4 separate regions of the Homo sapiens genome follow, and all the other regions are linked to region 1. The links are chromatin loops, found by intact Hi-C in ENCODE. Cell type or tissue: dorsolateral prefrontal cortex. All regions are shown on one strand. Links, peaks and the distances in the headings refer to the core of each region. The heading gives the core; the rest is flanking DNA.

Region 1 (7,980 bases), core at 2,346-4,845:
ACCACAGTTCACTCTAAAAGCCCCATACAGAGGTCGGAAACAGCTACCAGGGACTCTGATTTAGCCTGTAAATCTGCACAGTCTTCTTGAACATTTAGATCTGGTGTTCAGGACTGGACTCGGCTTTTGACCACAAGGCCTCCCAATCCGGGAAGTCCAGGTCAGCCTCGTGGACATCCAGAGATTTCATCCCAGGGCACTGAAAGTGAAATCTCTGCCTGGGCCCTGAAGCCACTTGATTTTGCAACTTTACCACCTAAACTTTCCTGGGTCACTCTTGGGGCAACCCATCCAGGGCAAGGGTAGTTTGCATGGCAAATGGAACTTTCCAAAGTTTAACTTGAAAAAGATGGTCGGCATCGGTGTCCTATTTAGAAACCAGGCTCCTTCCAGCCTGGGGATCCCCTGAACCTTCCAGATCTTTATCCAACTTTCATTCAAGCTGTGATTCCCCGGTGCCCCTTCTAAGCCAGCAGCTGTGTGACATCTCTGTTCTCATCCACCCATTTCCAGGCAGCAGCGTGTTGGGGGTGGTTAGGGAGTGTAGTGCTGGGTCACAGGCAGCCTTTGTAACTGCATATGAACCAGTGTGGCAAGCTTGCAGGATGATGTCAGAGCTGGCACCGGCAAAGAACAACTTTGTTGACAAGAAGATTAATTAGACAAATGTAGTGCCCATCAGTTATTGCCACCGCCTCCTCGGGGGTCAGCTCTAGTCAGGCCTTTGCTAGAGATTTTTTTTTTCATCTTTTTAGAGAAAGCTTAATCTCCTAACAAGGCAGCCAAGAAACAGTTCATGGCGTGCCAGAAGAGCAAGTGCATACAAGCATGTTCTGAAGTGAGGGTGCCTGCACACCGCCAGGCTGCAGGGCTGGGGCTGGCCCAGGCTTGGAGCCAACTGGGCCTCTTCCTTCTACCTGTACAGACCCAGCCCCAGGAAGCGTGTTGAGCCCCGAATCCTTCCTCACAAGAGAAGACACCCATTTGTGAGCTCTCTTGGCCTCTCTTCCTCTCTTTCCTGGGAGAGCTGCCCCTTTCATGGAGGGGCGGGCAGACAGCCATGCAGGGTCTTCAGAGCTCGGAGGCTTCCGCCACCTACACCTTCCCTCTTTATCCAAAAGGCACCTGCCCCATTGTCCCATTGTGGGAAGAGGCAATGAATGAATTGCTGAGTGGTAGCGGCCTTATTCATCATTCATCAAATACTCAGTAGGTTTATGGGCATATTATATCCCAGCAACACTGCAGTAAAGGAATGATTCCCATGTATCAGGCCCTGGCCCTGGGGAAGGGGTTATATTCTAGAGGGGGAGGCATGGCAATGAGTAAAATAAATACTCCAAGAAGCTCATCTGCACCAGTGGTAAAGGCCAAGAAGGAGCTAGGAGAGGGGATGTGGTGTTGAGGGCCGGGAGATGGCAGCCATTTTGGAAAAGGTGCCCCTGAGGAGGTGAAATTGAATTGAAACTTGAGGAGGGAGAGAATCTGTGGGGAAGAGCTGACTTCCTGTTGGCTGCAGGGGACAGGAAACTGAGAGTGCCAAGGGAGGGGATGTTCTGTGGATATCTGTTGACTGCATGAATAAAACAAAATGTTTCCAAGCTGTGCTTCTCACACTTTAGTGTTGTGTTAGAATCCTTGGGAAGGAGGGTCTTGTTAAAACATAGATGTCCAGCTCCACTGATTCAGAAGGGCTGGTGCAGGGCCCAGAGAGCTGCATTTTAACAGCCCCCGCCTCCAGGCAGCCCTCCCAGTCCCTCCTGGAGCCCCATCTCCAGGCAGGCGCTCAGCCCTGGATTGCAGCCCTGTCTGTCTGTCAGGCCTACCTGAGGTTTCAGAAAGGCCTCACAGTCAGGCTCCCAGGGGCCCAAAGCCAGTGTGGCTTCAGTGGGACCAACCTGACAGCTCCTTATAACTCTAAGGCCTCCACCTCCCACTGGCCAGCAAGGAGCCCTGGTGGGCAGGGGTGGGGCCTGCTCTGTCTCATCAGGCTATGCCCTATCTAGGGCAAGGGGTCCCTGGGGCTGGGGATGGGCTTCCCCTGGATCCTGTACCCTGCCTTTTAGAGTCACGGATACCTGGAACCCTGAGCCAACCTCCAGGTTTGTGTGGGCCTCTCTCCCTGGGTCCATCATTCTTCTGTGGGTGATGGCTCAGCTGGAACTGGGTGGGGGCGTGGATATGTGGGGCTAGTGGGTATACACACCTGTACACACACACACACGTGTGTGCACTAAAAAGCCAAGTGGGGTGAGGCGTGAAGGGGGTAGGCTGCAGCCTGGCTCTCTGTGCTGCCTTTTTTCGAAAGTCAACTCCTCAGAATTCTAAATTCAAACCTTGCCTTCATGATGATGAAGATGTATTTACCAAGGTAGAAAAATTATGGGTTTTATCTTCTAACAACTGATTGGATTGGTAACCTTTTTTTTTTTTGAGACGGAGCCTTACTCTGTCACCCAAGCTGGAGTGCAATGGCGTGACCTTGGCTCACTGCAACCTCCACCTCCTGGGTTCAAGCGATTCTCCTGCCTCGGCCTCCCAAGTAGCAGGGATTACAGGTGCACGGCGCCGTGCACGGCGCCATGCCCGGCTAATTTTTTTTGTATTTTACTAGAGACGGGGTTTCACTGTGTTGCCCAGGCTGGTCTCGAACTCCTGAACTCAGGCAGTCCACCCGCCTCGGCCTCCCAAAGTGCTAGGATTACAGGCATGAGCCACTATGCCCGGCCCCGGATTGATAACTTTTTAATAATTGACACATGGTATGGGAACTTCGCTTTTATTCTCATCTTGGGCCCCCAGAATGTTAGGATGATTGGAGAGAGTTGCAGGGAAGGTACCAGAACCAAGGAATTTTCCCCGTGGATGAGAAGTATGATTCCAAGAACGGAGACTGTGAATTCCCAGTGTTGCCTGCCACCTATCTCTTCATCTTCACCACCCAGGCTTAACCTCCAGGCCAGAGATTGTCCAGGTCTGGTTGGGCAAACCACCCTCAGCGTCTGTTTAGCACGTGGATTCCAGGACCGCACCCAAACCTGATGAATGGGGTCCCTGGAGGTGGGGCTTGGGAGGCAGAATTTTCTGCCCCCTCCTGGTGACTTAGAGGCACCAGGAAATGTGAAATCCACGGTGGGGGAGAGGTGTGGGCCCTTCATTCTGATGGATCCACACTTGGAAACGAGGAGGGGGTTCTGAGCTTGAAGACCAGCTGGAGAGGTGCAGTCTGGGATTTATCTGCTGTCTCTGAATAGATGTTTGGGGACTCCAGGGTCACACATTTAAACGGAACTCCCTTTTCCAGCTCCATGTAGAGGGGGCTCTAAATGCAAGGGGCCCTACTTGGGAAACCTCTCATGTCCTTCCCACATCCATGAGTCCCTGGGGTTCCTCCTGCCCCCCAGCACCATGGAAGAAAGCTACCCTCATGTCCACTCGCCAATTCTCGTCTAGGAGGGAATGTAAAACTCAGCTTGGGACGGAGCGGAAAGGCCCATGCGTGTTCCTGAACTTACCACCAGCAGGAGGCCGCGGGCTTTTCCTCCCCTCTCTGGGCTGCAGTTTTCCTGGATGTAGAGGGGCTTTCAAGATGATACAAGTATCCAACTTTTAAGAAATACATTTCAGTGTAAGGCATCACTTCACTTTTCTTAGTCATTGGAGAGCAAAGGGATGAGGAAATGTCTTTCTTCTTTGGCTAATGGTTTCGGAGTGCTGAGCGACAGTTGAGAGAACTCATTTCAGCAGTGGGAGAAGCCGCCTGCCGGGACGCCATTTCCTGATCTCTGCTGCCCTCTGCTGCCCGGTGCCGGCTGAGACATGCCGATGCGACGCACAGGCCACAGCATCACAGAGCCGCGTCCTAAGACGCTGTTTACCAACAAGGAATCCGAGGCTCAGAATGGGCAGTGACTTCCTCCAGGCCACACAGCAGGTCACCAGAGCTCCTGCCTCCCTAGCAAGTCGGGGCAGAGTCCTCTGGCTCACGGAGTCTCCAAGCGTGGTCGCCAGACCAGCAGCATCAACCTCACCTGAGAATTTGTCTTTTGGGGTCCCACCTCAGACCTCCCGAATAATAAACTATGTGGGTGAGGAGCGCTCAGCATCCTAGTAAACTCTCCAAGTAACCTGAGAACCTTTGCTATCTCTTTGGAAATAGAAATCCAGAAGAGAAACAGACTTTCTTATCATATTGTCCATCTTTAAAACTGAAATAAGACATGGAAAAATGCAGGAGTCTGACTATTCGTTTTCATTTTCATGTTTAAAAAGGTCAGTGCTGTGTGAACATTCAGATGTCCACAGCTCACAGGTATCTTTTTTTTTTCTTTTTTCTTTTATTTATTTATTTATTTATTTATTTGAGATGGAGTCTCGCTCTGTCGCCCAGGCTGGAGTGCAGTGGCGCAATCTCGACTCACCGCAAGCTCTGCCTCCCGGGTTCACGCCATTCTCCTGCCTCAGCCTCCCGAGTAGCTGGGGCTACAGGCGCCGCCACCATGCCCGGCTAATTTTTTTGTATTTTTGGTAGAGACAGGGTTTCACCATGTTAGCCAGGATGGTCTCGATCTCCTGACCTCGTGATCCGCCCTCCTCGGCTTGCCAAAGTGCTGGGATTACAGGCGTGAGCCACCGCGCCCTGCCGCTCACAGGTATCTTAATCGGAACTTTGCAGCGGAGACTTCTCAGGAACAAATACTTAGAAAGTCTCCGTGGTCAGGTGATGTCTATGGAACTCCAGTGAGTGGTAACATGCCTCTGCTCTCGAGTAGGATTTCTGCATTTCGGGGACGCACATCTGATGGCAGACACAATCAAGGGCAGGGATTTCAACTTCGGAGACAATCCTGTTTTGCATTCATTCATTCATTTGTTCATTTAGCAACTGTTGATCGAGCATTAACTATGAATTATAAAGACTACGCTAGCAATTAGGGTAGATGATCCCTTGTTGAAATTACAGCCCGGGGAAGACAGCAGGCCAGAAATTGCACATAAAATGGATTAGCTCAAATTAATTAGTCACAATCATTAATGAGTGAAGGCTATGAAGAAGACATTCTGGGTGCTCCCATAGGCAGGAGGGCGCAGGGAGACGGAGGATTATGAAATGGTGATGACTCATCTTATGAAGGAGGCAGTCCCAGGTGCTATGGGACAGAGAAGGATGCCTCAAGCTTCACCTTCTCAGGTGTGTGGTGCAGATGGAGCTTAGAGGAAACACTTCACAGAGGCTGGGGATTTGTGGGCAGAGTCTTTTTACAATGAGAATTAAGCAAAATTTTTATTTTTTATTGCGGAATAATTGCTATTGTTACCATTTTTGAAAAATTGATTCAGTCTGGGCACTGTGACTCATACCTGTAATCCCAACACTTTGAGAGCTGAGGCGGGAGAATTGCTTGAGGCCAGGAGTTTGAGACTGGCCCGGGCAATATTGCAAGACCTCTGTCTCTACAAATAAATAAATACAATAAAAATAAAAATGTATTTAAAATCTGGAAAATATAGATAATACAGAGAAGGTGAACATTTGAAACCATCTATAATCCCACCATGTATACTTAACCACTGACAAGAGTTTGTGGAAGAGTCTTCTGGATTTTTTAATATTAATCCTTGTACTCTTGTATTATATTGGATTATACTATGCTATGTTATATATGCCATCATACTATTTTGTAGTTTGCTTTTTAAATTACAATGTAGCAGGGGCATTCTTACATGTTTATCGAGCACCTCCTCTGTGTGAGGCGTACAGAGTGTTCAGTGCTGGATGTACTCTGTCAACAAAGCCCATCAGGATGCTGTCCTTACAGATTTACTGGGTGTAATAAATGGAAAAGGGAAAACAGAAAGAACAAGGTACAGTGAGGAATAATAGCAGCAACCCCATTTGAACAGAAGGGTTAAGGGAAGCCTCTCTGAGAAATGAAGGATGTAGAGAAGTTACCCCGAGTGCCAGGAAGGGGAAGCCGACTGATGCAGGGACAGCATATCCAAAGTCCAGAGATGGGGCAGAGCTAGGCTTATCCCGAGGCGCTGATAGAAGGTGGGTGTGGCGGGAGGGAGGCACTGTTTGACAAGGGTGTGACAAGCTCAGGGCCCAGGCTGAGGCCGGTGTCCTCCTGTGGGACCCCCCAGGTAGACAAGCGCCTGGTTACAGAGCACGCAGGGCCTTGATGGTGCACAGCTTGGGGAGGGAATTCACATGCTCATCTCATTACAATGGAAATGCCTTATGGGGCTTTAAGCTGCCCGATGGCATGATTCAGGCTTTTAGTTCTCACCCAATACCAGGTGCAAATGATTTGGAAAGGAGCAAAGAGGGACACCTAGAGGCCTGTTAGGAGGCTTTGAGGAAGTCCAGGGCAGACGTGACGGTTCGAAAAACAAAATTTACATGTGCCTTAATGTTTTTAACGCCTAGGATTCCACTGTATAGATGCACTAGGATTGCTTTAAGCAACACTGGGGTGTTTCAAATTGCTACAAGTACATCTTTGCAGCTGAATTTTTGTGCCCATTCATGTTTGCCGGGCAAAATGTCTACAAGTGGAATTTCATAGCCACTTTAAAGACTTTATTTGTCTCACCAAATGATGCTATAAAAAATCTGTGTCAAATTGTACCCCCAGTAGGCGAGGGTCAAGGGCTTCCCTCACTGCTCAGGCCTCCTCTGGAAGAATGAGGAGTTCCTGGACCACCCAAGGTGCAGAGGGGCATCTGAGCAGCAGAAGCTGCTACCTGGGATGAATGGGGCCTGGAGTGGGGTGGGGTGGGGCTGGGAGGCTGAGCCCCGGGAAGCGTCTGGTGGGAGGGAGTGCCAGGCAAAGATGGGGGCATCATACTGAAGATGGCAGGGAGGCTTCGAAGGGCTGGGGCAGCAGATGGGGCAAGCTCTTATCTGTGATCAAGAGATACCCCCTGCCCACGCTGGAAGTGTGGAGGATGACTTCCAGGCACCTGGATTGGCTGGGTGGTGGGTGGAGTCATTAATTAGTCAGGGAAAGGGACAAGTAGGGAAAGGGGAGCTATAAAGGGATGTGCATCCAGAGCCCACGTTATTCTCATCCCCTCGGGGATGGTCCTCGGCCCCCAAGTGTACCCTGCACCATGTCCGATCACTGGGAGGGCCTTCTCTTCCTGAAAATATGGCTACTTAAGAAGACAGTGGCAGCGTTCTAGGGCTTCCTGTGTGAAAAAAAAAAAAAATCATGACAGAATGCAGAGATACTGATGGCCCAACAGCCAGGAGAGCATGCTATTGGAATCTGAGAGCTCAGGGAAGGAGGAAGGGAGGGGGGCAGTGAGTCTCTGCTCAGACGGAGCCTTAGAGGGGAGGCGCAGAGACAGGGTGGGGGCACGTGGGGCAAGCCAGAGTGGGCTGGAGCCTGGGAGGAGAGCAGAGGGGCAGAACTGAGGTGCTCATGGCCGACTCGCCTCTCTGAAGGGGCTGACGTCAGTAACAAGGGCCAAGGTCTCCTTTCCACAGTTGGAGCCGATAAGCATGGGAAGCCACGTTCCAGCCCTGTGTCCTGGACCAGGCATGGCCCCAGAGCTCAACCTCTGGGGGTGATAGGGCCCTTTGCAAAGGTTCTGGTGACACTGAGGCAGGAGGGCCTCCCTGAGGACAGTGGGTCCCATGGCAGGACCTGTGTGAAGCAGTGTGGGAGTGTTTCCTGGGAAAGCAGAGGAGGGGCCGAGGCTGGACACACACCAAGGTCTGGGGGTAGGGGACCTGAGAAAACTAGCACCCATGTGTGCACCGCACTCCACAGCTTGCTAGCTGCTCGCAGAATCTTCCATCTCACCAGCACCAGCATTACCATCTTGTTAAAAGTAGAAAAAATGGAGGTCAAATAGGCAAGTGCCCAATCCAGCCAGGAAGTGACAGAGGACACCACTCCAGGTATTTTGTTGCTAGATTTCATGCCCTTTCTCCTGTCCTGTGACAGGTCCGGAAAACGGGCCCAGATG
Region 2 (7,980 bases), core at 2,935-5,434, 940 kb before region 1:
CTGTCGCCACCATGTGCCGGCATCCTGGTAACCTCCATGTAAAATCACATGTTCAGGTATCATGGCCACCACCTGGTGGAGGCCACATTTGCATAATAAAAGACTAGGGTGGGAGGGTCAGTCTTTTCGAGGGCTATATAAATGGCATACCCGATCAACCCAATCCCCTGAGCCCCATGTAAATCAGTTACCACCTCTTCAGTCCTCTGTACAAAACCGATTGCCTTCTGCCACAAACTGGAGACCCTTTTTGGGCAACCCACTTTCTCAGCTTGAGGAAGCCTTTTCTCTTTCTTTGTCTGCTAAACTTTCTGCTCCTAAACCCTCTCCTCGTGTGTCTGTGTCCTGAATTCTTTATTGACCGTGACAAAGAACCAGGGTATATACCTCAGACAGTGGAGCCGTTTCAACATCTTTAGAAAAGTAGCACATAATTGCAAATAGTGAAATAATATAGGACTTTGTAAATTAATCCAGTATGTGTGTTTCCATGACTGTTTTCAGTCATTCAGGTAGATATCAGATTTTCAGAAAGTAATGTGATATAAATTGGAGTAATTTGTGACCTGTCTCGTTTATAATACAGTATAAAGCTAACTTTTAAGAATCTTTATTTTTCAGGATACCAGTAATTCTATGTGATAGAAACATGAGATTTTAGCTGAAATTCTATTGATGTTATTCTTTAGAAAATACTGTTGTCTAATAATATGTGCCGTTGGTTTCCTAGAATAGAGTTGACCTCTCATCTCTTCTTTACTGTCTCAAAAACAGCCTAGTCATAAACCCAGTAATCTCATCATACTTCTGCATTCACTGACTAATTGTTTCCCAAATTTTATTATCAACATTATCAGACATAAAGGAAAATTGAAAGAATGGTTTACTGATTATACTGATGACCTGTACATCCCTCACCTAGTTTCAACAGTTGTTAGTTTTTCTTTGCTTTATCTTTTTTTTGTGTATGAGTCATTTTAACATCCATTATATATCATGACATTTTACTACTAAATTCTTTAGCATACATGTTCAAACAATGAGATGTGCTTCTACAAGACGTGGTATAATTATAACGCATGAGAAACTTAATGATAATTTGTAAATATCATCTACTATTTAGTGCTTATTTTACATTTTCCCATTTTAAAAGATATAGTGTTTAATCAAAGTTTATTACATTTTGTGATATCGTTTTAGATTCTTTTATTCTAGGGCAGCTTCTTAATTTTTTTCTGTAATATTGACTTCTTTTCCTTAACTTTCTACTTTGAAACTTTTGGAGTTTTTGAACAGAAAAGTTGAAAGAATGTAATGAACACCCAGACTCCATTCACCAATGTTGACAAGTTGTTAACAACTTTGTTAGGTTTACTTTATCTTTCTCTCTTGAACCATTTGAAAGTTGTGCATGTTATGACATTTTGCCTGGATGTGCTAAGCATACGTCTCCTAAGAATAAGTATATTCTCTTATATAACCACAATATTTACTCTTTAAAAACTGTAGAAATTCTATAACATCACAGTCCATATTCAGATGTTCCAAGTGTACCAAAAATACCTTTACTTTTTTTTTTTTTAAGAGACAAGGTCTTGGTCGGTCACCCAGGCTGGAGTACAGTAGCATGGTCATAGTTCACTGCAGCCTTAAACTTCTGGGCTGAAGTGATCCTTCTGCCTCAGTCTCCCTTCTGAGTAGCTAGGACTACAGGAGTGGACCACCATGCCAGGCTAATTTTTAATTTTTTTCCTTTTGTAGAGGTAGAGTCTTGCTATATTGCTCAGGCTGGTCTTGAACTCCTGGCCTCAAGCAATTTTTCTGCCTCGGCCTCTCAAAGTGTTGGGATTACAGGCATGAGCTATTGTGCCTGGCCCCAAAATAGAAAATAGCTTTTATAGATGAATGAAAATAGGATCCAGTCACGGTTCACACATTTTACATGAACTGTATTGTGTTTATGTTATGTTTATGACTGTTCTGTTTCTGTAATCTTTTTTGATTTTTTCATTTAATGACTTTGACATTTAACCCAATTATCTTTAGAATGTTCCGTATCACAGTTCGGTTTTTGTTGTTATCTAGTAATCAGATTCTTAAGTGTTCTTAAAAGTTTAATGTTTTTAGGTGTAGGTTATGTGTACTTAAAAAAAGTTTTTTATTGAAGTATAACGTATATACAGAAAAGTATGCATAAGTGTTCAGATAGATGAAATTTCACAAATTGAACTCACTGTTAGATTAAGAAATTGCTACTCGGGAAGCTAAAGCGGGAAAATCGCTTAAACCCAGGACGCAGAGGTTGCCGTGAGCTGAGATGGTGCCACTGAACTCCAGACTGGATGCAGAATGAGACTCTGTCTCAAAAAAATAAATAAATAAATAAGTTGATTACTACTAACTCCTCAGAAGCCCCTGCTTGTTCTTTTCCATCACTACCGGTATTTTCTTGACTTGTAAAACTACAGATTAGTTGTGCCTGTTTTATACTTAATGTAAGTAGAATCCTACTCTTTTGAGTGTGGTTTCATTTGCCCAACATTATGGTAGTGTGAGTTATCTATTTTATTTTGCCTGTTGTAGTAGACTGTTAACTCTCATCGCTGTATAGTGTTTTATGTATGACTATCCAGAATTTATCCCTTTCTACTGTTGGTGGGAATTTTAGTAGTTCCTGGTATGAGGCTACCGTGAAAAGTGCTGCATATGTACATCCTTATACATACCTTTTGGTAAACATACGGACACATTTCTATTTGATGTGTGCCCAATAGAAATGCTGTGTCGTAGGGTGTGCAGGTGTTCAGCTTTTTTCATATTGTCAGTTTCCTCTAGGGCTTGTGCCAGTCTTACTCTTTTACTGTATCATATCAAGCAGCATGTAATGTCGGTTGTCCTTCATTTGTGATGGGGACATTTAAGTCTGTTGTCACTTGGTTTGCTCACTTGGTTGAATAACAGCCATCAGCTCTCTTTATTATTATTATTATTCATTTATTTTTTGAGATGGAGTCTTGCTCTGTCGCCCAGGCTGGAGTGCAGTCGCGTGATTTCGGCTCACTGCAAGCTCTGCCTCCCAGGTTCATGCCATTCTCCTGTCTCAGCCTCCCGAGTAGCTCGGACTCCAGGCGCCTGCCACCACGCCCGGCTAATTTTTTGTATTTTTAGAAGAGACAGGGTTTCACTGTGTTAGCCAGGATGGTCTCGATCTCCTGACCTTGGGATCCGCCCACCTTGGCCTCCCAAAGTGCTGGGATTACAGGCGTGAGCCACTGCGCCCAGCCTCTTTATTATTCTTATATTTTTTTCTTTGTAATTAGATCTTCTCATTTTAAAGGCATGTTATACCCTTATTATGATAATATTTCTGAGGTAGGAGGAATAACCTCTTTCCCAATAACCTGTTGTCCATTTGTTTTAGCATCTTTGATGATCCTTGCCTGAAGTAGTTATTATGGAGAGGTGGGAGAGGTAGCAAAATGGTGATTTGTCTAATTGTATTATTGTTTCTACACTTATTAGCTGAAATTCTTTCTCTCTGTAAAGAAGAGATTTCTCTCTGTATTCACAACTCCCTACCTCTCACCATCTTTTTTCCTTCTGATAGCATTGTAGGCTCATGGCCTTATATGAAGTGCTATAATCCATTGCCATCTGTTTTATTTTTTATTTTTCTTCTTATCGTTTTTTGAGACAGAGTCCTGCTCTGTTGCCCAGGCTGGAGTGCAAGTGGCGTGATCATAGCTCACTGTAACCTCAAACTCTTGGACTCAAGCAGTCTTCCCACCTCAGCCTCCTAAGTAGCTAGGAGTACAGGTGCACATCACTACATCCAGCTAATTTTTAAATTTTTTTTTGTAGGGGGGCGTCTTGCTGTGTTGTCCAGGCTGGTCACCTGGCATCACCTGATCCTCCTGCCTCAACCTGCTAAAGTACTGGCATTATAGGTGTGAGCCATTGTGCCCAGCCTGTAATGTTTTTTAAATTAGTTCAGGGAACTTCCTATGAGAGATGGAAATAGGAGGCGATATCTACTTCTGAGGGATGCTTATTTTGAGGATAGTTATCTTATATTCAGGTGTATGTATATTCACTTGTTTAGACAATGAGTGTGGAAAGGAAAGGTCGTGATGAGTCCATTCTGACCCCATGGAGACTTGAAAGGAGACGGTGGAAGCTGCGCCACTGTCTCACTCCGCCACCAGGTGGTGGTGTAGATCGAGAACCCTTTGCTCTTTCATCTTGGCTCAGCTTGCTCTCTGCAAGTTGTGTGTTCACAGCCCAAGAAGTATGAATAAAGGCTTCTTTTTCTATCATTTATTGTAATTTTCATTGAGGCATTAAAAGGATAATTACAAGTGATTCTTTGCTTGTTAAAGGTTTTAAATATTTTCTGGACTTTAATCTCGAGAAGTTTTCATCTTTATTTTTTTTCCTCTTAATGGCTTACATTTTTGTATATGAAAGTAGTAACTTATATTTAGAAAATTATTCAGTGTATTAGAGAATTGACATTCTCCAATTAGGCAAAGACCAGACAATCATATATAGGCACACACAGTAAGTTCTCACTTAATGTCATTAATAGTTCTTGGAAACTGTGGTCATAGGTGAAATGACATACAAGGAAACCAGTTTTACCCTAGGCTAATTGATATAAACAAGAGTTAAGTTCCTACAGCATATTTCTGGTCACAAAACATCACCAGACTTCTAAATAAAAACCAAAGCACTTCTAATATTAAACATTGAAATAAATGTGAGCTATACATACATTTAAGAAAGATTAATAAAAATAAGTAAGATATTATTAACCCAGTGATTTCAGTTCAGGTGGCGGGGAGCTGTAGCCTATTCTGGAAGCTTAGGGCGCAGGTTGGACACTCACCCTGGACAGGAGTCTGTTCCACCACAGGGCATATTCACGCACACACCCACACTCACACTGGGACCATGTATACACAGCAGTGAACCTAACGTGCACACGTGTGAGATGTGGGAGGAAACTGGAAGACCCAGAGCAAGCCCACACAGATGTGGGGGGAATTGCAAGCTCCACACAGACAGTAGCCCTGGCCAGGAGGTGGGTTTTTTTTTTTTTTAAATCATCAATGTATTTTTGGTTTTTGTTTTTTATTTTTTGTAGAAGCAGGATCTTGCTATGTTGCCCAAGCTGGTCTCATACTCATTGAAGTTATAACAAAATGATGTTGAGCAAAGCAGTGCCACCTGAGAACCTGCTGGTGCTACAGGTTGAGTATCACTTATGTGAAAATCTGAAATCCAAAAATGCTCCAAGATTAGAAACTTATTGAGTGCCAACATGACAATCAAGGGAAATGCCCATTGGAGCTTTCAGATTTCAGATTTTTGGATTAGGGATACTTAACCTGTATTTTATAAATATTTAACTCTGGCATATAATTAACAGAATGATAGTAAGATCCGAACATTTTGAAACTTTTTAATATTTATTTAATATTTATTTATTTATTTAGAGACAGTCTTTCCCTCTGTTGCCAAGGCTAAAGCTCAGTGGCACAATCTCGATTCACTGCAACAACCACCTCCCAGGTTCAAGCGATTCTCGTGCTTCAGCCTCCCAAGTAGCTAGGACTACAGGCGCATGACTCCAAGCCCGGCTAATTTTTGTATTTTTAGTAGGGACAGGGTTTCACCATGTTGGCCAACCTGGTCAGGAACTCTGGACTCAAGTGATCCGCCTGCCTGCCTGCCTTGGCCCTCCAAAATGCTGGGATTCCAGGTGTGAGCCCCTGCACCCAGCCACATTTTGAAATGCTTTAGGCATGTTTTTTTTTTTTTTTTTTTGAGACGGAGTCTTGCTGTCACCCAGGCTGGAGTGCAATGGCGCGATCTTGGCTCACTGCAAGCTCCACCTCCCAGGTTTATGCTATTCTCCTGTCTCAGCCTCCCGAGTAGCTGGGACTACAAGCGCCCACCACCATGCCTGGCTAATTTTTTGTGTTTTTTAGTAGAGATGGAGTTTCACCGTGTTAGCCAGGATGGTCTCGATCTCCTGACCTCGTGATCTGTCTGCCTCGGCCTCCCAAAGTGCTGGGATTACAAGTGTGAGCCACCGCGCCCGGCCTCTTTTTTTTTTTTTTTTTTTTTTTTTGAGACGGAGTCTCGCTCTGTTGCCCAGGCTGGAATGTAATGGCATGATCTTGGCTCACGGCAACCTCCACCTCCCAGGTTCAAGCAATTCTTGTGCCTCAGTCTCCCGAGTAACTGGGATTACAGGCACGTGCCACCACACCTGGCTGATTTTTGTATTTTTAGTAGAGACAGGATTTCACCATGTTGGCCAGGCTGGTCTTAAACTCTGGATCTCAGGTGATCCACCTGCCTTGGCCTCCCAAAGTGCTGGGATTACAGGCATGAGCCACTGTGCCTGGCCTAAAGCACATTTTTTAAAGCCAGGCTAACTTACTTGAATAAAGTAGAGAGCTTAGGCAATTATTTGTATAATTCAATTAAGGAAGCCAGTTTCTTTAAGCAACTCCTAAGTCAGGGAACACTTGTGTATTGTAGTCTGTGTCAAGGTCCGTGACAAGACATTTATTACTAATAGTAGTAAAGACATTTATAACTAATAGTAGTTAAATGACCAAAGCTTTTCAGTCATTTACTATTGGAGAGAGACACTGTTATATCTCAAGCATGTTCCTTTTTGGGGAGATCCAAAGGGGTGGAGTCAAAACTAGCACTGGGAACATTCATCTTTCTTTCCTTCCGTTTCTTCTCTCCCTTCCACTCTTTTCCCTTCCTCCCTCTTTTTCATTGTTTGACATAGGCTCTTGCTGTGTCACCCAGGCTGGAGTGCAGTGTCGTCATCATAGCTCACGGCAGCCTTGAACTCCAGGGTTCAAGCAGTCTCTCCTGCCTTGGTCCCCTGAGTAGCTGGCACTACAGACATACGCCACCACACCTGGCCTTTTTTTTGAGAGGAGACCTTGCTGTGTTGCCCAGCCTGGTCTTGAACTCCTGGCCTCAAATGATCCTCCCAAAGTGCTGAGATTACAGGCATGAGCTACTGTGCCAAGCCAACATTTAACTCAAAGTTCCTTTCGGTCAGTAACTTCCTAAAACTTGTCTCAGATCACAAAATCATACCATCATACAACATTGGAGGTGAAAGGATTTTAGGATTATATAGATGAATGTCTCATATTTAAAGAATTAATTAATTTGCCTAAGGTAACATGAGTAGTTAGTGGCAGAGCAATGTCCTGAAATTGCAGTGCTTTTTTTTTTTTTTTTTTTTTTTTTTGAGTCTGGGTCTCACTGTGTCGCTCAGACTGGAGTGCAGTGGTGCCATCTCGGCTCACTGCAACCTCTGCCTCCGAGGCTCAAGCAATTCTTCTGCCTTAGACTCCCCAGTAGCTGGGATTACAGGTGCTCGCCACTACCGCCCGGCTAATTTTTGTATTTTTGGTAGAGATGGGGTTTCACCATGTTGGCCAGGATGGTCTCCAACTCCTGACCTCAAGTGATCCACCCGCCTTGGCCTCCCAAAGTGCTGGGATTCCAGTCGTGAACCACCGCACCCCAGTCTGCAGTGCTTTTTATACTAGACATGATGTTGCCATTTGTAAAAGTTAAAGTGGGCCTCAGTAAAATATGGAGTGATTGACATCAGTGAGTGAAGTGTTCATTGTAAGCAAATTTTCCAAGCATTGGAAACGTTTTTTATTGCTGAGATATTATGTACTCTAATAATTTAAAATGACAATGTTCCCAAAATGTCTTGTGTTCTTCCTCAGCTTCTCAAACAGAATGCCGAGCAGGACTTGCCTGTTGATAATGGCTCTCATATTTTCCTAGGAATATTCTTCTGCTCTTGTCGTATTTCAGTGTGCCATGGGCTACTGCTTTTATCTCTAAAGTTACTCTGTTGTCCCCTTTATCCTTTCTCTTTCTTGCTGACAATTCTTGTGTTAGTTTGTCTAGTATTAGCAT
Region 3 (7,980 bases), core at 1,818-4,317, 960 kb before region 1:
CTGTCTCAAAAAAAAAAAAGAAAATTTGGAGAAAAGAGAACACTACAAAGAAAGGTAAATCCTGTCTCTGTTTCTGAAACAAAGTAAAATGACTGTTACCATGGTGTCTCCTTTCCAGGTTTTTTTCTAAGTATTTTTATTTAGTTTATAATAGTAAAAATTTTTTTATTTTAAAGGGATGTCAGTTTGATATTTGGTCTGTTAATTAGAACAAAACTCTGATTAACTACAGCTGAACTAATGAGACCCAAATACCTGCAGTATTTGGAGAAAGACACAGATACCTTCAACTAAGCAAGGATTCCTTTTTTGTTTTTTGAGACAGAGTCTCACTCTGTCGCCCAGGCTGGAGTGCAGTGGTGCCATCTCAGCTCAGCACAACCTCTGCCTCCTGGGTTCAAGTGATTCTAATGCCTCAGCCTCCTGAGTAGCTGGGATTACAGGTGTGTGCTACCACACCTGGCTGATTTTTGTATTTTTAGTAGAAATGGGGTTTCACCATGTTGACCAGGCTGGTCTCGAACTCTCAACCTCAGGTGATCTGCCCGCCTTAGCCCCCCAAAGTGCTAGAATTCCAGGTGCACAAGGATTCTTTTAATTTAAAAAAACCTGTCAGTGTTTGCGCTGGGATCAGTATTCCTTTATACCTGGTTCCTAAGTATTTATGTTACCAGTGCTTTCAGAGAAATGTCCCTCAGAAATGTTGGGCAGAGATAGCAGTGTCCTTTTAATGCAGCAGGTACTTTGATTTGATTGTGTTCTTCCTCACAAAGGCAGAGAAGTGGATGAATGTTTTTTTTTAAAAAAAGATATTTGGGCCGGGCCTGGTGGCTCATTCCTGTAATCCCAGCACTTAGGGAGGCCAAGGTGGGTGAATCACGAGGTCAGGAGTTTGAGACCAGTCTGTCCAAGGGAGTTTGAGACCAGTCTGGCCAACATGGTGAAACTCCATCTCTACTGAAAATACAAAAATTAGCCAGGCACGGTGGCACACACCTGTAGTCCCAGCTACTCGGGAGGTTGAGGCAGGAGAATTGCTTGAACCTGGGAGGCGGAGGTTGCAGTGAGCTGAGATCATGCCATTGCACTCCAGCCTGGGTGACAGAGCGAGACTCTGTCTCAAAAAAAAGAAAAAAAAGATTTTCAGCAGTAAGAGCCACCTTGGAAAGTTTCTGTGCTATTTACTTTCTCTAGCAACTCCCACTTCTAAGGTAGAATTTTAGATCCACTTACAGCTCTGTATCAGGATCCTCTGAAACATCTACCCCAAAGCTAGCCTAACCATTGAAACTCTTTGGACTTACACTGTAGAATCTTTGAGACATGTGAAAAAACTTTTCTAGAACCAAATGTGATTGGTCTAATATTTTAAAATTCTTTTTAGGCAAAGGGGCTGATTTGAGTAAGCCTCCATGTCGAAAAGCAAAGGAAATCCGGAAAGAAAGGAAAAGGTTAAAACTAATGCAGCAGAACCCAGCTGGAGAACTTGAGGGTTTCCAGGCTCAAGGTCACCCACCATCTTTGTTTCCACCAAAGGCTAAATCCAACCAGCCAAAATCACTCGAAGATTTAATTTTTGAGTCTTTACCAGAGAATGCATCACACAAGTTAGAGGTACTTTGGAGGACTTTTGTTGTTTGTTTTATTATGATTTTTTTTTGTTTGGGCATATCGTTTATTTTTATTTGAAGTTCTAATTAGTTGATGTTTGCTAGTTAAATAATGAGAATTTAAAAGAAATTAAAGAGAACTGGGAAGAAGTAACATTTGTATTTACTAAGTTAACTGCTGTTTGAGGGAAACTCCTTTTTTTTTAAAAGACTTTTTGAGAATACATAGTTGGCCACCAAACTTGTGAAAACAGTGTCAATTTTAGCATGCTACCTTGATTGAAATTTAATAGTTAAAATGAAAGAAATACTCTTTAAAATTGTGTTTTTAGCAGTTTTGGTTTAGATAGTGAAAGACAATAGATTACACAAGGCAAATCACTATTTCATCCATTATAATATTCTGATCTTGGTAAAGACAGCAAATGGTGTCATATACATAAGCCAGCAGTTAGGAATTATCTAAATAGGGCTAAATTGTACTGCTGAAATCCTCTCTCATTAGTGCCAAAACCACTTTGGGCATAATATGAATACTTTTAGAGCCAAATTCCTCCATTTTTCCAAATTTATTTTCGTTTCTAGATCAGATCAAGATTTCTCAGTATTAGTTTCTCATATATAAAATTCAAAAACAAGGGCTGGATGTGGTGGCTCACACCTGTAATCCTAGCACTTTGGTAGGCCGAGGCAGGTGGATCTCTTGAGGTCTGGTGTTTGAGATCAGCTTGGCCAACACAGTGAAACCCCGTCTCTACTAAAATATAAAAATTGGCCAGGCGTGGTGGCGTGCACCTGTAATCCCAACTCCTAGAGAGGCTGAGACACCAGAATTGCTTGAACCCAGGAGGTGGAGGTTGTAGCGAGCTGAGATCACACCACTGCACTCCAGCCTGCGTGACAGAGCAAAAGACTGTCTCAAAAAAATTCAAAAACATTAGCCATAATGATTTTTATCTTATTCTCATATGTGATTAGTAACTGGTCAGCCTTTGAATTTTGTAGCTTACTATCATCTAAAAATATCACTTATCACTGAAGTCCTGATAATAAAAATTAACTTTCATGCATTCTAAGCCTTAATTCAGTATATGTATTATCAGACGTAGAATTTAGCTTTTTTTTTTGAGACGGAGTTTCACTCTTGTTGCCTAGGCTGGAGTGCAATGGCGCGATCTCGGCTCACTGCAACCTCTGCCTCCTGGGTTCAAGCGATTCTCCTGTCTCAGCCTTCTGAGTAGCTGGGATTACAAGTGCCCACCACTACGCCCGGCTAATTTCTGATATTTTTAATAGAGACAGGGTTTCACCATGTCAGCCAGGCTGGTCACGAACTCCTGACCTCAGGTGATCACCCGCCTCGGCCTCCCAAAGTGCTGGGATTAGAGGTGTGAGCTACCTTGCCTGGCCAGATTTTAGCTTTTATAACTCCTTGGCTACTCTGATTTGGATACAGATTTTTTTGTCCTTCCAAAATTGTAAACAGAGTTGAATACACTACTTAAAATATTTTACAAGGTGTCTTTTATCTTTGATCATAAATAGTAATGTATTCAGGAGGCCAAGCACGCTTAACATAACAGTTCTCCAGTGGTTACTTGTACTTTTTGAATGTAATGATACTCAGGATGTATAGAGATCTTTTACCACTGGGTGTCGCTCTTTCTTCATAGAATTACGTCTCACGGCACACATGTCCAGTTTCCAGCTGTTTTCATTGCATTGCATTTGACTGTTTTACTGTTCTGTTTTGCTAATACATTTTAAGTGGCTAGTAAATAATGTTAAAGTAAATGTTAGCCATTACTGCGTGCAATTACTGTTTTAAACTTATCCTTATTTTACAAGGTTACTTGACCAAGATGGTGACATTGTAAGATTTGAACAAAGGAAATGTGACTTCAGAGTCATGGTTGTTAACTATGCTATGAAGTAGGAAAACTTTATGAGGTCTTTTTAACTCAAACAGTCAAGTTTTAAGTTGAGGGTTAGCAATGATGAATGAGTGGCCAAAAAATGTATTCATATTTTTAGTCTTTCTTAGAATTACTGGTAGTTGTGCACAACTAGAGGGTATTTATTTGTGTGTGTATGTGTCGTGTGTGTACGAGTGCTGGAAATACTCTGCCAGTTTACAGTAGAGGCAGGCTTACATAATTCAGTCATGAAAGCTGAGGCTTATAGTTTAGAGGGGATCGTCCTCTTCTTAATGAGTCTGTAAGTTACAAAAATAACTTTTTTCTTTATTTACTAACTGGTTGGTTTTTAATATTAAAATATTTAGGTGCTTTAATAATTGTTGAAACTTGGTTTCTTGGATGGGAGTTACTCTTAATGCATATTCCACAGAATGAATAAATGAATGAATTAGTAAACTTGTTTTTTTAACTGCTTCTGAAGGTGAGGGTGGTGAGATCATCTCCACCAAGTTCGCAGTTCAAAGCCACACTTCTGGAGTCTTACCAGGTCTATAAACGTTACCAGATGGTTATTCACAAGAACCCACCTGATACGCCAACCGAAAGCCAGGTCAGCAGGCCAAGTGTAATTTTCCTGTGCAAACAGAGCTTTCCCTTCCACTTAATATCATTTAATGAAATCTTGGTTTATTTGTGCTACATTTTATTTGTGTTCAATTTGCAGCATATCTGCAAAGACCTAAGACTGAATTAATGGACATTCTGAAAGTGCAAATTTTACCTAGTGCCATGTTAAGTACCAGCCATGTATAATTTCAGAGTCAAAGTAACATGTAAAATTATTTAAAGTCACTATTTTAGATGCATTTATCTAAAAGATAGTAATAGAGCTCTAAATTAAAATACCTGTGAGGAAAACTCAGGAAACTATATTTTTATGGTAGATACGTACTTTGCCTAACATGATTTTAATGCTTTATCTGTATTTGAAAGATGTATGTAGGAATAATTGATCCCAGTTAAATTATTCTTTATTAATGTGCTACCCTTGCACAATTGAGTGGGACTAAAAAAGGAAGATAGTAGAACATTTTAATAGAAGAACTCATATGCTAATAATTTTGTAAGTTAAATGACCCAAGAAAAATCTGTAAAGGAAAAAAGCTTAAAACACTTAGTATAAGTAGAGGTGGCAAAAGTAGCGATCATCACCATGATTAACAACAATATTGACTCTAGTTTATGCAGAAAACTACAATTAGTGGAGAGAGAGAAAAAAAAAAGAACAAATTGTTGGCTCTTATGAGGTTGAGATTTTCATAAGTTTTAGTACAGTTAGCACTTCGGTCTCTGCACCCGTCTGCCTCGTCTAAGGTTTCTTTTCATGACAAATTCGAGTTCGAGCTTTGGCGTGGATTTGTGGAGATCTTACTGTAGCCTCACCTTCAGAAGCATATCATCAGAGATGTTTCAATAGCATTTGCTTGTATTTTCCTTGCTCTGAAGGTGAGGTTAGTACCTGTCTCCTTTGAGGACCCAGAGTTCAAGTCGTCTTTCAGCCAGTCCTTTTCTTTGTATGTCAAGTATCAAGTGGCCATACACCAGGATCCACCCGATGAATGTGGGAAGACTGAGGTATTGTTAACTGTTGTTTTCTGTGTTGATAAGGTTGTCTGGGAAGAAGTATAATATATACCATTTTCTTGTCAGGTGGAGCTGATGACCCTTTCAGTGTGTATTACTGAACTTCTGTGAACACTCACATGACTCATACATGTGAGCATTTTAAATCCTTAGAAAAAAGGATTGCAAATTCAGGATGCGTTCTTAGTGTTTTCTCTAGGAACCTGAAAGTAGTGGTTTATAAGGTCAGTCATCCACTCTAGGTCAACAGTCATTTACTGAGTGCCCATCGTGTGCCAGACTGTGCACCACAGAACAAAAGGAGTCTCTGTCTTCAAGAAATTGATAATCAAATGGGAAAGACAGACCAATAAGCAAAAATACCTTAACAACAAGTGAATTAGAAAGAAATACCTACACCTAACCTACCGAACATCATAGCTTAGCCTCGCCTGCTTTACACATTCTCAGAACACTTATAATCTGCAGTTAAGCAGAATCATCTAACACAAAGCCTATTTTATAATAAAATGTTGAATATCTCATGTAATTTATTGAATACTGTACTGAAAGTGAAAAACGGAATCGTTTTCCATCATTGTAAAGTTGAAAAAGCATAAGTCCAACCATTATAAGTTGGGGACCTTCTGTTAGATATAATATGGTTTAACGGGCGTTTATTGAGGGTCTGTCTTTGTCAGTCTTGGGATATTGAAATGAATGAGATGGCATCGTTGTCACAGTAGAACCATGGTATGTTGGAAGAAAGAGGCCAACAGATGCAGAAGAATTAGAGTTTTGATTTTTTGACTGCTTTTGTTTTTTTAATGACACGATGTGTAAGCTAAAAAGAGAGGGTTAATACAACAGGAGTTAATGCTGCATGTTCCCTGAGAAAGGGCTCACTTCCCAGATCCCCCAGAGTCTTCTGGTTAAAGTGTCATTTGCAGACCTGCAGCATCAGCAGTACCTGGAACACAGACTCTCAGTCCTATTCATTCAACATCTACTTTTTTTTTTTTTTTTTTGAGACGGAGTCTTGCTCTGTTGCCAGGCTGGAGTGCAGTGGCGCAATCTCTGCTCACTGCAACCTCCACCTCCCGGGTTCAAGCGATTCTCCTGCCTCAGCCTCCTGAGTAGCTGGGACTACAGGCGCGTGCCACCACAGCCGTCTAATTTTTATATTTTTAGTAGAGATAGGGTTTCACCATGTTGGCTAGGTTGGTCTTGATCTCTTGATCTTGTGGTCTTCCTCCTTGGCCTCCCAGAGTGCTGGGATTACAGGCATGAGCCACCGGGTCCGGCCAGAATCTACATCTTAAACTGGGTTTCCAAAGGATTCAGATGCACATTTCAGTTTTGAGAGGCTATGTCCTAGGTTCCCTGTTGATCCATGCCACTGTGGGTGATAGCATTTGCAGATAGTAAGGATTCTGCTAGGCCTAGGAAGCTTCCTTTGATATTCTCAGGGGGTCTTTTTGCTTTCTGAACTTTCCTCCTTCCTAGTGCTCTGGAGATGATGCCTTTCTACCTCCCTGCTTAGCAGGTAGGAATAGTTGGACAAAATGTTTCTGTGGCCCGGTGTATTTATTCAAGACTTCCCCAGGAGCTTCTCCTAGTAGGCTTCAGGCCTCTGGGAAGTCCCTTTATGCAGACTTAGAGCAGCACTAAAGGCATTCATAGTCTGAATTGGGGTGGTAGACAGGTATGCAATTCCAGTGCCTTTAGAATTAGCCATTGGATTAGTAGGGACAGCCAGCTTAGTGTGAAACTGGAGGTTAGAGAGGTTTTTCTGAGGGAAGTGACATTTGAGCCAAGTCTGGAAAGATGAGTAGGTGTTTGCCAGGACAAAAAGGGAGAAAGGTGTTCTGGGCAGCAGGACTAGCAAAATGCAGAGGTGTGGAGGGTAAAATTGTATGCCATTTTGAGGAACTACTATTAATACTTAGTTTAGTATGGCCAGAACATAGAGTACCTGTTAGGAGGTAATAGGGGATGAGGCTTTTTTTTTTTTTTTTTTTTTTTTTTTGAGACAAAGTCTTGCTCTGTCTCCCAGGCTGGAGTGCAGTGGCGTGATCTTGGCTCACTGAGCCTGGGCTCACTGCAGCCTTTGCCTCCCGGGTTCAAGCAGTTCTTCTGCCTCAGACCCCTGCGTCTCTGGGATTACAGGTGTGTGCCACCATGCCCAGCTAATTTTTGTATTTTTAGTAGAGACAGGGTTTCACCATGTTGGCCAGGCTGGTCTTGAACTCCTGACTTCAGGTGATCCACCCACCTTGGCCTCCCAAAGTGCTGGGATTACAGGTGTGGACTACTGTGCCCGACCAAGGGATGAGGCTTTTTGGAGGTTTAGGTAGGAGCCAGATTTTTAAAAAAATAATATTTTAGAAATACTTAAACTGCGACATACCTATCAGCAGTCTTCAACTAGCCTCAACATGCTGCCATTCTTGTTTAATCTATCTCTCCATACTTTTTTGTTGTTATTTTGCTGTACTATTTTATACCAAATCTCAGACATATCATTTTATAATTAAGTCCTTCAGTATGTATCTTAACTGACTTAAAATGTGGGATGATCAGATACGTGCCTCCTAATGTAATCCAGTAAGAAGTATAAACCACCACCTGTGGAATGTTCTTGCTAAAGAAATTGAATCTGGATCTATCCAAGCTTCTAGATCTACTGACCAGTTCACAGGAAATATGAGGGGTAAAGGAATACGTTAAAATGACACTTGGGCACTTAGATAAATTACCTAGTTTCTTTAAATAAATTAATAAAGAAGCACTTAAAAAGGGAACTCTATTCTTAGATTAAAAGTTAT
Region 4 (7,980 bases), core at 3,325-5,824, 270 kb before region 1:
CAGTGAGCAGTGACATAACTCAAAGGATGAAAAGAAAGACAAGCAAAGTATCTGAATAATTCACAAACTGGATAATTAGCCGGAATGGTTAGCAATACTAGAAATTCCACTGTTCAGGATTCCTTTGTTCAGCCAATAGCTACAATCTGTCTCATTTCATTACATCAGATTGTTAATGAGAAGGGAAGGAGGGAAAAAAAGACACGCATTTGTTAGACTTCTACTGTGTGCCAGACTTTAGGTTGGGCAGCAGGGTGGCTTCATGAGTATGACCTGTGAAGTCCCACAGGGCCCCATGCTTAGAAGGGCCCTGCACTTCTAAGTTTAATGCTTTACTGTCACCGACTTGACATTCTTAGTGATTTTTGAACTAGGATCCTACATTTTCAGTTTTCACTGGGCCTTGCAAATTCTGTAACCAGTCCTGCTAAACGGTTTTTATGTTTTCTCTCTGTTAATCTTCTTTTCTGCCCAAGGACATTGTGGCATTACTCCATCTTTCCAGAAGGAGGACCTGGATGCATGACGATCCCAAGGAGATGTTGTAAAGTCAGGATTTGGGCTCAGGTCTGTCTGGCTTGAGAGCCTCTGGGCTTTGCTCTGCCTCCTCTGCTCACACACAGGTAATAAGAGCAAGTCTTGCATTTGTGGCCTATGTCTGATCCTAGGGAGATCAACACGGAAAGCAGGAGACACAGTGAATTTGAAGATTCTCTAAACACCAGATTTGTAACTGGACTAGAAACCTCTCAAGTGCTTTTTATTCATTCATCTGGCTGATATTTTTTGAGGGCCTAGTATCTTGTAAGTACTTTACATGCATGTATTCATTGAAGAATAGATATTCATTGAGCTCCTGCTCTGTCCGAAGCCTTGCTTGAGGCTCCAATAATATGGTAATAAGGTAGGCAAGATCTCAGTTTTCAGAGAGGTCACTGTCATGTACCTGCCTGTGTATGAGAGAGAGAGAGCTGGAGGGGAGGGGGAATTGACAATCCACAAGTTAACAGCAAACTGGATACTTTAGGATGTGATGATTGTCATGAAAAACATAACAGTTTTGGACAATGCGAGTTTCAGCAGCACAGGTCCACTTTTATGTAGATTTTTTTTTTCAACGAAATGCCAATTGAAAATACAGTATTCTCATCTCAGGATGCAAAACTTGGTATAAGGAGGGATAAGTTTTCATATACCTTGGTTCTGCAGGGCTGACTGTGGGACTTGAGTATGCAGGGATGTTGGAGTACTCAGGGATGCTGGAACCACTGCCTTCTGTATACCTAGGGACAACTGTATACATGTTTGATTGAGGTAGGGTGTACGGGAAATCCCTCATCCAAGGAGTGGATGTTGAAGAATCAGCTATTGGGAAAGGCAGCTGAAGTACCTTTTAGCCAGAAGCAAGGGTGAGTGCAAAAGTCTTCGGGGGCTGCAAATAACTGAGCACGTTGCACTGACCCTTACCATAGCTGTTTGAGACAGGTGTTGTATTGTCTCCATTTTGCAGATGAGGAAACTGAGACATGGGGAGGAAAAGCAATTTACCAGTGTCACAGTTACCAGGAGACTAAGAATTAAATTCTGTTTCCAGAGCTGGTGCAATTGATTGCTTCACTCTGCTCTCTCTGGAACAATAAGCTGATGAAGGAGTTTGTTCTAGATGGTGACAACCTTGGGAGGGACAGACACATAGACCTGAATTGAGACATCTCTGGCCACATAAATATTTATCACAAATTTGAATCACATTTTCCAGGGTACTGCTTTTTTTCTAGCGTAATTTGCAAGCCAGGGACCCCATGCATCCTAGTAGAAGGTGGCATTTGACTTGTGGGTGGGGTCAGGTATGAGATCAAGCATGTATCAAGCAGACTATTTTTCTGCCTCACCTGAGTTTACTTGCTCTTTTCTTTAAATTTGAGAGTTCCAGCACCCTGGGAGATGACGCTCTCAGCTCCAACAGGACAGCCATTGTCAGCCTGGAACCACATGCATCCAGTGGGATGCTTGTAGCACCCAGCACCGATGCAGGGGGTAGACCCACTGTCACCTCAGATTTAAACCAGGTCCTTAGAAAGCCCTTTCCCAGAAAGTAAGTGGATTAGGAAGTTCAGCTAGGCTGCTGATAGGTGTGACCTTGTTTTTACCTTTAACCAAAAACAAACAAAAGCAAACCAAAAAAATCAAACTGCTACCAGAATTCTAACTTGCTCTAAGTCTTGTAGAAGAATTGTAGAAGGAAGAAACCTTTGCATGCATTGCCTTGCCTGAAATTACTTTGGCTGGATTTTAAATTGAGTAATAATAATAATGAGTATTTAAATATAAGACATATTCACTTAAATGGTGAATATTAACAAGCATCACATGAGATATTAAGATGATTTAGACCTTCAAGCTATACTTGTGACATAGCTAAATGCACCAAAATTTGTATTGCTGCTTGTTTCAAACCAGGAATTTCAGTGCCTTATAGTTAATTATTGGGTCAGATCATTGCTTTATTGCTTTTTTCTGTAAGATTTACTAAAGAAAGCATGCATAAAATGTGATTTTTAAAGTAAGTTATAAAAATCCACATATTGTAAAGCTAGAGTGGATTTCAGTATGTAAAAATAGCTATTTTTGATAGTTTCAGGAAAGTCATCATATTTGGTATTTTAAATAATAATGCTGAGCTAATGACAATGGCCCAAAGAGCAGTCGCCTTTTGATGTAGTGCAAGGAAAGGAAGAAGCTCTAAAAGTTGTATACAAGACTGTGTCTAGTAGGAAGCAGTTTATCTTTTCTGGTATTTTTCTTGGGTGGGTATTAATTAAAATAGCCTTTAAAAAATGTCAAATACATGTGGTCCAGTTTGGATTTTCTGAAGGCAGAGAGGTATTTGTGTCTAGATAGATTTCCAGTTTGATTATGTTTTACTGGGGTTGAATCAATGATGTCTCTTTAGGAGTAAACTTTTCTTGAAGTTGTATTTTGGATGGGATCCTTTTAACATTTATAACTCTACTGTTGGGGTAGGTGGATGTCAAAAAGTATTTTTTACTAATGTGCTTCCTTTTATAATCTCCCCAACCCATCCACCAAGTACATCATCATCATCATTATTACTGTTATTAGAAGGTTTGCTTTGTGTGTGTGTGCCTGGTCAATGCTGAAGGGAGATTCTGCAAAATGCATCCCTCAGTGAAGGTATCTGGGCCCCTGCTATCAGTGTGATGCTGGCCAATTTAGGAGACATGCCTCCAGGCAGATGGCAAACTTGTTATTCCCCCCACCCCTCTCCGGTTTCCCTATCTCATTTGGTTTCTTCTCTAGCCCTAACAACTTTCTCTTCACCGTGTCCTATGTATTGAGGTGCAATCCTGCTCTTATTTTGCTGTGTGTTGATAATGACGCAGTGACCTTGCAAATTACCACCACCCACTTGAACTGAGTTTTGAGGAATTGGCTCTGATTACAAGCTCACATCAGACTTAACACATGCACAAGAGGTCTGAAACTGCTCAGATTCATGAGAAATGTCTAGTGGCTGTTTTTCACATGTGAGCTAAGGCTCACCCCCAGCCCCGACCCCAGCACACACCCCGATCTGATAAACAAAAGGAAATCTGAGAAAAGTGTCACCATCTCATCCCTCAGCAGAGGGAGTCTACAGAGGTGCTCCGAAACTGGCACCCTTGCAGAAACTGGAAAGTTCTGCTGAGCTTGCCTAATTAACCACTTTGGAAAGTAAGTTGGCAACGACAACAAATTGGGTCAAAAACAATTTTCCTGCATATTCCTTGAGTTGCTTTGTTTTGTTTCTCAGAGAAATGAGGGAAAACTTGCAATAAAAATGAGGGCTCTTCTTTTCATGAGCACTTAAAACACACCTGCTCTCTAATTGCACAGGCTGTGAAAACGCTGTGCTAGGCAAACTCGGTCACAATTCAGAAATACCTACGGGCTTCATGCCTTTCTAGACTGTCCCAATTCATTCTCTTCAGAGGATCACGAACTGAGTCTGAATTATGCCCAGAGTGATTCTTTCCCACGGATTCTGCTGTTTTTAGGAGAGCCCTGGCCCAGCCACGCAGCATCAGATAAAGGTCATCTTCTGTTGTTGGTATCCACATGTTGATAGTACTCACATGCTTTCTGCTCCAAAGACAATCGTTTTCTCTGATTAAATCATGTTTCTTTTGCTTTGCAAGTTAATGTTCAGGCCAGGACCTGGCAGGAGAAGCACCCTCCACTCCAGGAAATGTAGGGGTTTGTGTTTCTGGGTCAGCAGATGATGTCTTCCCTTTGCCATGCCTGGCACACAGCCTTTGGTGGAGGCTGTGTGAGCACTAACATGTTTAGTAACTTGAGGAAGAGATGGAGCAATCAGTTATCTGCTCCGATATCGCTTAGTAAACGGTGTGCCCAGAGTGGCCATCTTGAATTGATTGCCCCAGCGACACACATCAGCAGCGAGCTCCGTGCCAATCCTGCATGCCAGCAGATGGCTCCAAATGAGGTCATTGTTTTGACAGTTTCACAAAAGAACTCTAAACAGCCTGAACAAACCCTCACGCATGTTGGATCACCCAGAACAGTTATGAGATGAACAGTGAACTCAGACCAAAACTTTGGGAAACGTGAAACACCACTGAGGATTTCTCTCTGATGCCTCACATCCATGGGAATCCTGAGTGAGGCCACAGAGACTGGCCTGATGCCCCTCCCAGCCCCTCTTCTGCCCTGGGTGTTGGAACTGCTTGGGTGGCAGTGATTATCTGATTAGGGGGAAGACAATTATTTCAAACCTCAGTGATTGCAAGCTCCATTTAGAATCCTCTTGGCAGTCTGGATGCTGATATTTCTGGAACACTCTGTGTTTTTCACCAATTCCAAGAGTGTGTGTGTAGCAAGTCACGTGACCCCAAAGTAACACTGGAAATTCATAGAATTAGACTGTCCACTGAGACTACTTATCATTTGGGTTGGGAAATTGGACAGGCATATGTCTTTCTGGGCTCCTTGTGAGGATGACCACTGTGTCTTGGCTTCCAGAGTGTACACTGCTACACAACAGTCCCTCAATGGAAACACTCACGTCTTGAATATACTAATTTATCTTAACTGAGCCCTTTGAACTTGTACCCTGATGAAGGGATGTTTCCCTGATTTAGATTCTTGTGCTCCTCAGAACTGAGGTCAAAAGTGGTCACATTTTCTGCCTTCTTCCTGAAGTGGCAGAAATAGCCCTGGGTTAGAAGAATGTTTCCTACACTTAGGTTCTAATTCTGGAAACTCATGGAGGCAGAAAACCAGACTTGGGATTTATATTAGGAGTACCACAAACTGGGTGGCTTAAAACAACAGAAATGTATTCTGTCATAGTGCAGGAGGATAGAAGGCCAAGATCAAGGTGTAAGCCCAGTTGGTTCTTTCTTCAGGGCTCACGGGGAGGTCTGTTTCATGCCTACCTCTTTGCTTCAGTTTGTTGCCAGCAAGCCTTAGTGTTGCTTGGCCTATGGCGGCCTAACTCCAGTCTCTGTCTCTGTTTTCATATGACATTTTCCCTACATGTCTCTGTGTTCAAATTCCTCCCCTTTTACAAGGACGCTAGTCACTGGATTAGGGGCCACCCTACTCTACTATGACCTCATCTTAATTGATTATATCTGCAAAGACGCTATTTTCAAATAAGGTCCCATTCACAGGAACTGGGAATTAGGACTTGAACATATCTTCTTGGGAGATGTAATTCAACCCAGTCTCAAGTCCATCCTCAGCATCAGCCATCACTTGCTGTCTGTGGGCCGTTGGCAGATGGTGAAATTTCTAGACCTGATTTCCTCATGCATGGAATGAGAACACTGACTTAGAAGATCTCAGATATCATGCTCTTTGATTGGATGATCCTGTTCGGTGGTGTTTAAGGGTACATTCCTAGTGCACCTTTTTGGGTGTAGGGATGAAAATCAATACAGGAGGGCCTCGAATTTTAAAAATGGATTTCAAGTTCTTTCAACAGTTCACTTTCCAAACTCAACAATGCTGGTGAAGTGAGTCTTACACTGAAAACCATCAAAATAACCAGGTCCTCGGACCCATGTGCGAACTTTTACTGTAGGCATTCATAACCTAACTTTTTATGAGCTGGCACACAAGCGTTTTTCATTTCTCTCCTTAGAGCCTAGGACTTAAAGAAAAACTCCATGGTTTTAGAGAGACGTGCTAGGGTGAAAAATCACTCAGAGACATCTGGGCACAGGACTTGGCCTTATTGGCGATGCCCAGGGAGGAACTCAGAACTAAAAGTTACTGACTAAGGCTGATGAAAGCCCATGACACCATCGGTCTGGGTTCACCCAGGTGATTCTCTGCATTTTTGCCCTGTAGGGACATTGCTTGTATCAAGTTAGCTTTTCTCTTGTCTCCTTTCACAGCCCAGGGATTGTGAAGCCCCACCTGAAATGTCTTAAAATGACATCATGTCATGTAATCAGTTTCCACCCCTGCTCCTCTCACCAGCACATGACTTACCATGGTGCTTCATTATTCTAAGAACTATGACCCAGGTGTATATCAGCCAGGTCTGCAATTGTCAGGTGCCAGCCACACACAGATGGTGACCACATAGACCCTCTCCTCAAGGAGCTGCAAAGGTGTGACATCACTGCTCGATACTCCGCTTACAAGGATAGAGTCATGCCTAGGCAATTATGGGAGCACAGAAGACCAGGACACAGCCTAGCCTGTGCATCCAGGAAGCCTTCCAGGAGGAGGTGACAGATGATTTTAGGGGAAGGAGGAGTTGTCAATGGGTTGAGTAGACCCAGGAGGCATTCCATCTAGAGGAGAAATGAGAAAAAGCAAGGGCAGGAAGAGCAAGCTGAGTGTGTGTGTGGCTCGGAGTTGCTGGAGGTTAACTACTGTACTTTCATTCATGATTACTGAAAGCAGCGACAGCAGGCAAAATGTGCCTTCTTTGCATAGCACTTCCAAGAGATTAGACTTTGTGTTTTAGAGCTGATTGCAAAGGAGAGGCTAGGCTAGCACCCAGTCCTGCTGTGATTTACTCATAATCTCTCCAAAGCTTGGGTATAGCATGGAAGAGGTTAAAATATGTACAGCTCTCCATCTTTCTTGGTTTCAAGACACTTAAGGAAGAGTGTGGGTTTGGACATTACTTGGGAGAGATTGGTGGGGCAGGCCAAACCCAGGCCTGTGGAGCCTGCCACCCTGGTGGGTGTAATGACTACAAATAGGGACAGCCTGCAGTGGGGGTCTGGCAGCTCCATGTCACTGAATCTTGGGCAGACTGGGGACAGCCACATCCAGCTGAGGGTGTTTTGACATCCCTTGTGTACGGCTCTGGGGAGAGGTCTCCTTGAAGGGAGCCTGCTGGGGTGGGCCATGCCTGTGTCGCCTCTGGGCTTTGTCTGTAATATCGGCACGGGCAAAGCTGCACCAGGGAGAAGGGGAAACCTTGTAACCCTCAACTAATTAAAACTGCTGGCGGGCTTTGTCTGCTTGATCCAGCCAGGGGATCCCCAGCGGATGGGGATCATGTCTGTCCTTGACCCCCTCTCCCAGGCAGGTCATCCTGTCTTTCCAGAAGCCTCCTCGTCCATTGAAGAAATCTTAGCTGTTCTCCAAGGCCCTATCCCACCTATGCATCCTCGCTGAATTCCTCTACAATTCTTGGAGAAATTAATGGGCACACTCCATGTTTGGTATTCCCCCTAGTATTTTGTTAATAGTAATAATAATAAACACCTTATCATTGACAAGGTTGGTCAAACCTCGTGCTTGATATAACTGCTGAGTTTGCACATTTTCTCATAAAATCCACCTGTACTGGCTATGAATGTGAACCCCTAAGCTCTCCTTCTGCAAGGAGCGTAATTGTTGATGGCTTTAGCTGCTGTGCTCTGAATCTATCACCACACTGATGTGGCTGCTCCCAGCCAGAGAGTGAGTTTGGCAGGGATGTTAAGG

What was found. Hi-C counts contacts between places; a loop is a spot of excess contacts. Peaks named below come from ENCODE experiments on the same cell type or tissue, not always from the same donor. Only the 100,000 strongest peaks of a DNase experiment are listed, where the experiment ranks them.
Region 2: it touches region 1 in a loop (10-fold over the local background); 84 of 110 quality-filtered maps call a loop at or near these places.
Region 3: it touches region 1 in a loop (7-fold over the local background); 69 of 110 quality-filtered maps call a loop at or near these places.
Region 4: it touches region 1 in a loop (2.8-fold over the local background); 2 of 110 quality-filtered maps call a loop at or near these places.

The regions. Positions count from the first base shown.
Region 1 is chr10:120,938,824-120,946,803 of GRCh38, reverse strand. All of the region lies in intron 2 of LOC105378519 (a long non-coding RNA gene), which reads left to right. Among named protein-coding and RNA genes, the nearest start is that of WDR11, 91 kb to the right of the region's middle. RefSeq lists enhancers at 3,680-3,749, 3,654-3,948. In dorsolateral prefrontal cortex, for the core only: CTCF peaks have their summits at 3,587 and 3,791 (motif pointing left); DNase peaks (open chromatin) are centred at 3,530 and 3,793; H3K4me3 peaks cover 845 bases; H3K27ac peaks cover 1,524 bases.
Region 2 is chr10:121,883,417-121,891,396 of GRCh38, reverse strand. The region is part of intron 7 of ATE1 (arginyltransferase 1); the gene reads left to right. Among named protein-coding and RNA genes, the nearest start is that of ATE1, 41 kb to the left of the region's middle. In dorsolateral prefrontal cortex, for the core only: CTCF peaks have their summits at 4,011 and 4,215 (motif pointing right); a DNase peak (open chromatin) is centred at 4,206.
Region 3 is chr10:121,896,025-121,904,004 of GRCh38, reverse strand. ATE1 (arginyltransferase 1) reads left to right here. Exons shown (of 12, transcript NM_001001976.3): 6 at 1,385-1,614; 7 at 4,011-4,139. Among named protein-coding and RNA genes, the nearest start is that of ATE1, 28 kb to the left of the region's middle. In dorsolateral prefrontal cortex, for the core only: CTCF peaks have their summits at 3,062 and 3,261 (motif pointing right); no DNase peak of the experiment used is centred there.
Region 4 is chr10:121,213,462-121,221,441 of GRCh38, reverse strand. The region is part of intron 1 of LOC105378523 (a long non-coding RNA gene); the gene reads left to right. Among named protein-coding and RNA genes, the nearest start is that of LINC01153, 39 kb to the right of the region's middle. In dorsolateral prefrontal cortex, for the core only: a CTCF peak has its summit at 4,495 (motif pointing right); a DNase peak (open chromatin) is centred at 4,471; H3K27ac peaks cover 2,500 bases.